Regions from separate parts of the Homo sapiens genome. Here region 1 is linked to region 2. Evidence: read pairs that join two places in POLR2A ChIA-PET (ENCODE). Cell type or tissue: OCI-LY7. All regions are shown on one strand. Links, peaks and the distances in the headings refer to the core of each region. The heading gives the core; the rest is flanking DNA. Region 1 overlaps LINC02395 (long intergenic non-protein coding RNA 2395). Region 2 overlaps FMNL3 (formin like 3).

Region 1 (5,376 bases), core at 311-5,310, 220 kb before region 2:
TTTCTTTTCTTTTCCTTTCTTTCTTTCTTTTTCTTTCTTTCTTTCTTTCTTTCTTTTTCTTCTTTCTTTTTCTCTGTTTCTCTCTCTCCCTCTTTCCTTCCTTCCTTCCTTTTTTTCCTTCCTTCTTTCCTCTCTCCGTCTCTTTCTTTCTTTCCTTTCTTCTTTCTTTCTTTTCCTTTCTTCTTTCTTTTTCTCTGTCTCTCTCTTTCTCCCTTCCTTCCTTCCTTCTCTCTCTCTTTCCCTGCACCCTGCCTACCGCCCCCCCACCCACAACTACAAGAGGATTTTGCTCTGTCACACAAGCTGGAGTGCAGTGGTAAGAACACAGCTCACTGCAGCCCTGACCTCCTGGGTTCAAGCAATCCTCCCTCCTCAGCCTCCTGAGTAGCTGGAACCACAGGCATGTGCCACCACGCCTAGCTAATTGTATTTATTTAATTTTTGGTAGAGGCGGGGGTAGAGGTGAAGGGTCTCACTACGTTGCCCAGGCTGAACTCCTGGCCTTAAGCAATCCTCCCACCTTGGCCTCCCAGCATTGATCAGCCCTTTCTGATTAATGAAACAATTAGGAGGAGAACCATAATGGCAATGGAAACAGAACTCACCAAGAACAGCTGTGTTCTTATGCAAGGGTCTGGGTCACAGCAGGTGAGGGGGGAGTCTGGGGAAGGGGAGAGACTGCAGCTGCAATAGGGGTTGCACCCCCCACACGCCAGGCTTGACTGTGCTCCATCCCTGAGGGGAAGTGCCAGGGACGGCCCTGCTCACCTTCTGGCCTGGTCTTCCCATCTATCAGGGCCTGCAGGAGGGCATCACCATCACCCTCTCTCTTCTCCACAACAACCGCTAGAGGACAGTGGGCTGTGGAGTCAGACTGCCCCGGTTCAGGTCCCTGCCGCGCCCCTTTCTAGGTGTGTAACCTTGGACAAATTGCTCAACCACCTGTGCTTCAGTTTCTTCCTCATCTCTAAAGTGGGGACAATAATAACGACTCCTGCTTCACTGAACTGATAGGAGGATTAAATTGCCATCATGTCTTTAAGACGCTGAGCACGATGCCTGGAAGACAGTAAGCACTCAGGAAATGTTAGTTATTATTAATCATTTCCTTATCGGGGGGTGGGGAAATAGAAGGAAAGAGAAGTGAAGTAACTTGACCAAAGCCATCCAGCTTGTAAGTGGTGGAGCCAGGATTCCACCCACGGGTTGTTTGCCTCCAAAGCCAGAGTTCTCTCAATTTTTCTATGTTGTCCCTTGTAATCACCCTTACTCCCTAAACTTAAGCTGGAAAAACAATTTTTAAAAAATATCCTAACTGGCTGGGCGCAATGGCTCACAGCTGTAATTCCAGCACTTTGGGAGGCCGAGGTGGGCAGATCATGAGGTCAGGAGTTCGAGACCAGCCTGGGCAACATGGTGAAACCCCGTCTCTACTAAAAATACAAAAAGTTAGCCGGGTGTGGTGGCGGGTGCCTGTAATCTCAGCTACTCGGGAGGCTGAGGCAGGAGAATTGCTTGAACCCAGGAGGCAGAGGTTGCAGTGAGCCGAGATTGCGCCATTGTACTCCAGCCTGGATGACAGAGCAAGACTCCATCTAGACAAAAAAGAAAAACAAAATACCCTAACTATAATGGCAATGTGTTGAAACATTTCAAATGTATGTAAATCCATAAGTTTATGATAAAAATTAATGATCACTTTCAGAGATGCTAGGGAACTCGCTCATTATTTTGAAAACTATAGGATTTTCAAGCCTCTAGATTTAGGGATGCAATCAAACTCCAGACTCTGGGAAATTCTACAGCAAAAATGACCTGGTTTCCTCAACAAATACATTGTAAGGGTGGAAAAAGAGAAAAAGGGGACCTATAATTTAAAAGAGACTTAAGGCCGGGCGCGGTGGCTCACGCCTGTGATCCCAGCACTTTGGGAGCCTGAGGCAGGCAGATCACATGATGTCAGGAGTTTGAGACCAACCTGGCAAACATGGTGAAACCCCGTCTCTACTAAAAACACAAAAATTAGCTGGACATGGTGGTGCACATCCGTGATCCCAGCTACTTGGGAGGCTGAGGCACAATAATTGCTTGAACCTGGGAGGCAGAGGTTGCAGTGAGCCAAGATCCCGCCACTGCACTCCAGCCTGGGTGACAGAGTGAGATCCTATCTCAAAAATAAATAAATAAATAAAAGAGCCTTAAGGCACAGTGGCTCATGCCTGTAATCCCAGTGCTTTGGGAGGCTGAGGTGGGAGGATCGCTTGAGGCCAGGAGTTTGAGACCAGCCTGGGCAACATAGCAAGACCACGTCTCTACAAAAAATGAAAAAATTAAGCCAGGCATGAAAAGAAACAAAAAAGAGAGAGAGAGGCTTAAGAAGCATTAATCATTTGCAATACAGTATATGGACTTTATCTGAATCCTAATTTGAACAATTGTGTAAATGAGAAAACTGGAGAATTGGAACAGTGACTAAGTATTTAATATTAAATTATTGTTAGTTTTTTAGGCATAATAATAGTAGTATAGCTATTTGTTAAAGTCCTCTTCTCTTAGAGACGCATCTGAAATAGTTACAGATGAGATGGTACGATGTCTGAGATTTGCTTCAAAAGAACCCAGGGGGTATGGCTGGGCTAGAGATGAAGCTCAATTGGCCGTGAGTTGGTAATCAGTGAAGTGGGGTGATGAGCGCCTGGGGTTATTATATTACTCTCTCCACTTTTATATATGTTGGAAAACTTCCATAATAAAAAGTTAAAGAAAAATCTGAATGATGTAAAACCGTTTTGTCTTTATAACTGCTTCTAGGAATTGATCCTCTTGGAACCTCATTTCCCCAACTGCAAAGGGAACTAAACTGTGTCATGGTGATCACCAATGCCCAACACTCACTAGGTGCCAGGCACTGCTCCAAGAACTTGATTTGTTTTCAGTCAATCTCTGAACCACGCTATGGGCAGGGGACTTGTACTGTGCCCATTTTGGAGGAACCCAAGGTCTAAAGAAGTTAGTGGTGGGCTGGGTGTGCCGGCTCACACCTGTAGTCCTAGCACTTTGGGAGGCCCAGGTGGGAAGATCCCTTGAGCCCATGAGTTTGAGACCAGCCTGACCCATGTAGGGAGACCCGATCTTTACAAAAAAATTAAAATAAAAATAACTAGCCAGGTGTGGCGGTGCATACTGTGGTCCCAGCTACTTGGGACGCTGAGGTAGGAGGATTGTTTGGGGCCGGTAGGTCAAGGCTGCAGTGAGCCAGGATCATGCCACTGCACTCCAGCCTGGGCAGCAAAGCAAGACCCCATCTCAAAAAAAAAAAAAAAAGTTGATTAACTTACCCAGGGTTACACACAGCAGGTGGGCAGGTGGAGGAACTCTAGAGCCCTGCTGCTTATGTTGTACAATAGGCTGCCTCTCAGAGTACAGAGCTAACCGTGCATCCATGTGAGCCACTGTGGTGTCTTTTCTGCCTTCACAGGTCCTCCCCATGCTGCCACATCCCTACCTTGCCCACTGCTGGGCCAGAAGAGGCTTGCTAAGGGTGAGGACTGTGGAAACTTGCCTGTGGTACCTCACCTTGAGTCAATGTGTGTGAGGAAGGTGCTCCTGAGAGTCGCTGACCCATGACTTAGGCAAGGGTAGGGCCCCAGCTTGAAGTGCGGGCAGAACCGGGCCAGGTGGAGGCAGCTGCATGTTTACCTCCTTCCCTGGGCTGCCTGGGCAACCTTTACCATCCTGGCCTGAGTGTGGAGAGACCCACTGAAGTTTCTCCCAGGCGTGTGTGTGTGTGTGTGTGTGTTTGTGTTTGGGGAAGGAGCAGGCTGGAGCTCCAAGGCTGCCTGCAGGAGGGAGAAGAATCTACTCCTTTGAAGGGGCTCAGAGGGGCAGGAGGCTGGATGTGATGACCCCAGGTGTCCTCACTGCCTGTTCCCAGCTGTCTCCAGCTACTGGGAAGTGCATATGTGGGTATAGAGTGTGGCCACCCCGCTCTCTGGGAGATTATAGCCTAAAGGATTTAAGGATTAAAATCTCCAAACACCCTGCACCCTGGAACCATCCAGGCAGGACTGGCACCATCTCAGCACAGTTCTTTGCTGTCTGGATTCTCTCCCCATTCTATCCCTCACTCACTCATTAATTCAGTGCATGTTTGCAAGCACTCGCTCTATGGCAGGCGCTGCGTTTGGCCCCGAGGGCGTGGCGATGAATAAAGCACGGTCTTATTTCTCCCAGGTTGCTCACAGTCTATTAACAGGGAAATATGAGAGTGGAGGAGAAAATATCTGCTCCACGCGCCCCTCTTCCCAGGAGCCTGGTCAGGCTTAGTTGTGCAGCCCCCTCACATTCCTCCTGTCTCCAGCCTGGTCTGGATTGATCCTTCTCCCACATGTCACAGTCCCTCCCATCCGAGTCTCCCCATAACATCGCCCTGTGGGTTTGCCCTCCAGAGAGTGGGGAATGGTTCAGTCTAGATCAGCATAGTTCAACAGAAAGAAAAATAACATGAGACATAAATGTGAGTTACACACATAATTTAACTTGTTTTGGGCTGGGCGTGGTGGCTCAGGCCTGTAATCCCAGAAATTTGGGAGGCTGAGGCGGGCAGGTCACGTGAGCCCAGGAGTTCGAGACCAGCCTGGGCAACATTGAGAGATCCTGCCTCTACAAAAAATACAAAAAAAAAAAAAAATTAGCTGGACATGGTGGCATGTGCCTGTAGTCCCAGCTACTCGGGAGACTGGGGTAGGAGGATCACTGGAGCCAGAGAGGTCAAAGCTGCAGTGAGCTGTGACCATGCCAGTGCACTCCAGCCCGGGTGACAGAGCAAGGCCATCTCCATAAATAAATAAATAAATAAATAAATAAATAAATAAATAAATTTTAATAGTCACATAAAAAAATATATAAAGAACAGGTAAAGTTAATTTTAATAACATTTTATTTAACCCAACATACCTAAAATGCGATCACTTCAACATGTAATCAATATAAAATTATAAATAAGATAGTTTGTATCTGCTTTTCATACTGTCTTTGAAATCCAGCGTGCATTTCACATTGATAGCACATCTCAACTTGGACTAGCTGAATATTAAGTGCTGACTAACCACACGTGGCTAGTGGCTACCACATTGGACAGAACAGATCTAGATTATCAATTCTGGGATCTGGTCCTCTTTACCTAGTTTTGGAGCTGGAAACACAACTCCATTATCCAAGCAACAGGCTCCACCTCCCCAGGAGAATTTGCCAGGAAGAAGGGAGGCTGCAGCCTTGTGTCCCTGCCCAGAACTCCAGCCTGTGGTGCCAGGCAGGAAAATGGGCTGAGGCTGGGCCAAGGGTGTGGCCCATTAACCAATCAGAGAGCTAAGAAGT
Region 2 (5,376 bases), core at 140-5,139:
TAAGCCTGGCTAATTTTTGTGTTTTTAGTAGAGATGGGGTTTCGCCATGTTGGCCAGGCTGGTCTCGAACTCCTGACCTCAGGTGATCCACCCGCCTTGGCCTCCCAAAGTGCTGGGATTACAGGCATGAGCCACTGTGCCTGGCCAGATTAGCTTATTTTTGTTGATGGTGTGAAACAGTCAGATAAACTGTTCCTTTCTCACCTTTTTCTTTCCTAGATTGTCAGCTTCATTATAATTGGTTAGGTTTTTTGAAAAAGCTATTTGGGAGGTTTGTTGAGGTGACATAGTGGTGTCCTGGTTAAGCTTATGGACTTTGAAGTCAGAGTGGATTCAACTGTTTCATCCATAGTCTTTGGTTAGAAGAGTGTTTGACCTCAAGCAAGTTACTTAATCTGATTCCCAGTCTTCTCTTATACATGGGGATAATAATAGCATTTGCCACATGAGGTTGTTGTGTGGATTTAATGAAATTGGAAGTCAAATACTTAGCAGAGTCTGGCATCTACTATATGCTTAGTAAATGGTAGCTTTTAAGTTTGTACCTCTCAGCAGTGACTCAGATCTGAGATCACTTGTGTTCCGAAAAAGGGGTTTTAAAGTTTAGAAATCTGATAAAACCAATTACCCTGTTGTGTATATCCAGTCTCGGAATATGGCTGCTGCTGTAAGCTGGAGGGCTTCCTTAGCCCCAAGTGTGTCTGTGGAAAACCCCCTGAAGAGTATCCTCGCTGGGGAAGTTGTATCAGTGCTGAGTCAAGACCACAGGCTCCCAGCCTTCTGTTCTAGACACATGATCTGTCAGCCAAAGTTGAAGAGCTTGAGATGAGGGCTATGAGAAGATTTGATGAGAACATTGATTCCAAGAATCCTAACCCAGCCCAGTGCCTTAATTCAGGGCTTCCCTACTAGTGTGCTGCAGATGGATCACAGATGTGCTGGAATACTGATCCCCTTATTCCTAGGGGCAGCTAAAGTTCCCAGTCAGTCCCCTCTGGATGGGATCAGCTTCTACCCCATGTACTGTAGAAACAGTAATATTTTCTAGGTGTGCCTCGATGGGAAAAAGGTTGTGAAGCTGCTGTGTTACACTGCTTCTTGGCATCCTTCCTTACCCCCTATCTGAGTAGCACTTCCCATTCTGTTGGGTATTGAGAAGTTTGGGGTTGGGGCAATTAATGGAGCTCCTCTTTATGAATACCAGAATGAGAGCCAATCTCTGGTCTGATACAGTCCCAGTGTGTTTTGGTCCAAACTAGATTACTACCCAAACTCAGTTGCTCAGAAGCTAGTATTCTGGCCAGTACTGGACTTTCCATAGAGAGGGGAGGCAGAGGGCTCTAAGGTCTTTGAAAGGATAGCTGTCTGTCTTTGTTGTGATTGTACTCTGATTTTTCTCTTTGTTGATTTACTACAGACTTGACATGGAGTCTAAAAGTTCTGATGCCAGAAAAAGCCCTGTATATCCCTTAGGAGGAGGCTTTCAGGGCATAAGGGTAGGGTTGTGTGACAGGAGCTATCCCTGCTGCAGTTTCTCCTCTCACATTTCCCTGGTGATGACTGACAACTTGGGGGTTTTTCTGTAAGTGTAGCATTGATGTGGGAGCTAAGCTGGCCTGGGTGCTAGTTGTCTAAGAGGCTTTGAGGGGCCTCCTTTGACACAGAAATGGGCTGGGAAAAACTTGGACTAAATATCAGGTTCCAAATCACCATGGTGGAAATTTTTTTCCCAGCCCTCAGGATTGTGGTGAATTAGTTCAGGCTAGAATAGAACTTGGGAGGGGGCAGGGAAAGGGCCTTTCACAGCAGCTGGTCAGAGGAACCTTCTTCTTGTTCAGAGACCCCACAGAGAAGACCCTAGACCACAGAGAGGAGTCTTATTCCCTTGACCTTCTGATATGACCCTGCCTTAGTCTGGGGGAAGCCTGTGTGTGGTGGGGAAGGGACTGATGGAGTGGACTCTGTCATTTGGGAATGTTTTCATTGCCCAGAGGGAGATTCAGCGTTTTTTTGTTTTGTTTTGTTTTGTTTTCCTCTTAAAGTAATACTTATTCTCTAAAGAAAGTATGGGACAATTCAGAAAGAAGAAAAGACTAAAGATTTAGGTTAAAGAAAAACATCCATATTTTCTCTAGTTTCTTTACCAAATGCAAATATTTTCTTAGTTCCTTTACCAAATGCAGCTGATGTGCTTTAAAACCTTTATATTTTTTTCTCTGCATAGAGTTTTATACAATGTTTTGATATTTGATTTATTTATTTAAGACAGAGTCTCGCTCTGTCACCCATGGTGGAGTGCAGTGACATGATCATGGCTCACTGCACCTCACTGCAGCTTTGAACTCCCAGGCTTGAGTGATCCTCCTGCCTCAGCCTCCTGAGTAGCTAGACCACAGGCGTGCGCCACCATGCCTGGCTAATTTTTTCATTTTTTGTAGAGATGGGGTCTTGCTTTGTTGCCCACATTGGTTTCAAACTCCTAGGCTCAAGTGATTCTCCCACCTCAGTCACCCAAAGTATTGGGATTTTAGGCATGAGCCACCATGCCCTGCCAGTATATATGTTTTTTATCCAGTTTTTTTGTTTGTTTTTTGCTTTTGTTATTTCATTAGTTTTCCCAGGCTAGTAATTGTAAGTGGTTTGTTTTTGTTTTTGAGACAGTCTTACTCTGTCACCCAGGCTGGAATGCAGTGGTACAATCTCTGCTCACTGCAACCTCTGCCTCCTGGGTTCAAGCGATTCTCCTGCCTCGCCTCCCAAATAGCTGGGATGACAGGCGCCTGCCACCACGCCTGGCTAATTTTTGTGTTTTTAGTAGAGACGGGGTTTCACCATGTGTTGGCCAGGCTGGTCTCGAACCCCTGGCCTCAAGTGATCTGCCCACCTCGGCCTCCCAAAGTGCTGGGATTACAGGCAAGAGCCACCAAGCCTGGCCTGTAAACATTTAAATGCTTGTACGATGGTCCATCAAGTGAAGGTACCTTTGTTTGCTTACCCATACACCTTTTCTTAGATATTTAGGTTTTTTGCTTCTGTTTGTCATCATAAACAATGCTGTGATGAACATCTTGGTGTACAAAGTATTTTCAATATTTAGAGTTTTCCTTGGGATAGAAACTCAAAATAGAACTTGCTAGATTGTAGGATATAACTGTTTTTGTTTCCAAATGGTTTTTAAAAGAGGGAATAATGTATGAGAAGGTTTTTAAAAGGATGGAAGAGGATTGAGAATAGCTTCTTTTCTCCTGATTATGAAAATAATAAATATTTATTAGGTAAATTTGGAACTTACTGAAAAGTGTAAAGAAGATAATAAAACCTATAATCTCACCATCTACTATTAACACTTTGATGTACGTGTATATATATTTTTTAACAATTGGGATCATACTGTGTATATTGTTTTGTAAACTGATTTGTTCATTTACTATTTTAAGCATTTTCTCATTTGCTTATATATTATTCAGTATCATTATTTCTTTTTTTTTTTTTTTTTGAGATGGAGTCTCACTCTGTTGCCCGGGCTGGAGTGCAATGGCCCGATCTCGGCTCACTGCAACCTCCATCTCCTGGGTTCAAGCAATTCTCCTGCCTCAGCCTCCCAAGTAGCTGGGATTACAGACGCCCACCACCACGCCTGGCTAATTTTTTTGTATTTTTAGTAGAGATGGGGTTTCACCATGTTGGCCAGGCTGGTCTCAAACTTCTGACCTTAGATCTACCCACCTCGGCCTCCCAAAGTGCTGGGATTACAGGTGTGAGCCACTGCGCCCGGCCCAGTATCATGATTTCATTACTGCATAGTACTCTATAATATTTTATCACTGCCTTATGTTGCCTTTTTTTTTTTTTTTTTTTTTGAGGTGGAGTCTTGCTGTGTCGCCCAGGTTGGAGTGCAATGGTGCGATCTCGGCTCACTGTAACCTCTGCTTCCTGGGTTCAAGCAATTCTTCTGCCTCAACCTCCTGAGTAACTGGGATTACAGGTGCATGCCACCATGCCTGGCTAATTTTTGTAGTTTCATTAGAGATGGGTTTTTGCCACGTTGGCCAGGCTGATCTCAAACTCCTGACCTCACGCGACCCACCTGCCTCGGCCTCCCAAAGTTTTGGGATTATAGGCATGAGCCACTGCGTCCAGCGTATCTTACCCTTTTAAAATCTCTTTTTTTTTTTTTTTTTTTGAGACGGATTCTCACTCTGTCGCCCAGGCTGGAGTGCAGTGGCTCGATCTCGGCTCACTACAAGCTCTGCCTCCCGGGTTCACACCATTCTTCTGCCTTAGCTTCCCGAGTAGCTGGGACTACAGGCGCCCGCCACCACGCCTGGCTAATTTTTTGTGTTTTTAGTAGAGATGGGGTTTCACCATGTTAGCCAGGATGGTCTCAATCTCCTGACCTCGTGATCCACCTGCCTCGGCCTCCCAAAGTGCTGGGATTACAGGCGTGAGCACCACGCCCAGCCTAAAATCTTTTTTTTGCTGTTACAAATAACACTGTGTTGAACATCCTGTGCATAAATATTTGTGTCCATCTCTGATTATTTCCTTAGGATAAATTGCTAGAAGTGGAATTATTGGGCCAAAGGGTATATGGTTTTTAAAGGCGTTTGAGACATATATCTTCTGAAAAAGTTTTATCAGTTACCTTTTCCACTGATAGTATATGTGTCTACCTTTCTCTGTAAGCTAACCGTTACTGAGTGAATTAATGTTTTTAAAGCCTTTGCCAGTTTGATTAATTAGACATGGTATCTTGTTTTACTTTGCAGTTCTCTGAACATTTCATTTTAAGTGTTTTGGCCATCTTTTATTTGCGTTCTTTGCTCTCTGTTGGGGATTTATTATATACATATGTCTATGTAATAAATGTATACATTTCGTATAGTTTTTCATTATAAAATATTTTTCACGTATAAAAGCATATGTAACTGTTATGTAAGGTTAAAATAATAAAATGGATGCCATTGTATCCACTGTGGAGTTCTTGGAATTGCTTCCTGCCCGTTACTTTCTTCCTGCTACTTTATCTGGGATGAAAAAGCCCTTTCTCAGGACTCATTGGGTCTGTGTTCTGCAGCTGGGACAGTCCAGGTGGCAGCCACACCAGTGCTTCCTAATTCTGTCTGTGGGGAAACAACTGCTACAGCTGGTGAGAACAGGAACTGGTCTTGGTGGAAATAACTAATCTTCAGTGAAGTGAAAAAAGAAGCCAAAGTGGAGAGGAAATGAGACCACAGATCCTCCCCTGCCCCTGAGGTTGCTTGGGGAGGCTGGGCAGAGCCGGGGTCCTGGTTCTGTGGTCAACACCAAAGTATGTGCCCCAGAAGTGACTGTAGTAAGCCCATGGGACAGCAGTGTTGGCTGCCTGAAGTCAGC

What was found. ChIA-PET counts read pairs that join two places held together with the same protein. Peaks named below come from ENCODE experiments on the same cell type or tissue, not always from the same donor. Only the 100,000 strongest peaks of a DNase experiment are listed, where the experiment ranks them.
Region 1: POLR2A ChIA-PET joins it to region 2 with 5 read pairs; 2 of 35 experiments call an interaction of 5 or more read pairs at or near these places.

What each region holds. Positions count from the first base shown.
Region 1 is chr12:49,916,225-49,921,600 of GRCh38, reverse strand. All of the region lies in intron 1 of LINC02395 (long intergenic non-protein coding RNA 2395), which reads right to left. Among named protein-coding and RNA genes, the nearest start is that of LINC02395, 7.0 kb to the right of the region's middle. In OCI-LY7, for the core only: no CTCF peak of the experiment used is centred there; no DNase peak of the experiment used is centred there.
Region 2 is chr12:49,699,199-49,704,574 of GRCh38, reverse strand. The region is part of intron 1 of FMNL3 (formin like 3); the gene reads left to right. Among named protein-coding and RNA genes, the nearest start is that of FMNL3, 5.5 kb to the left of the region's middle. RefSeq lists enhancers at 460-549, 570-659, 5,008-5,057, 5,298-5,357. In OCI-LY7, for the core only: no CTCF peak of the experiment used is centred there; DNase peaks (open chromatin) are centred at 764 and 2,344; H3K4me3 peaks cover 2,213 bases; H3K27ac peaks cover 3,108 bases.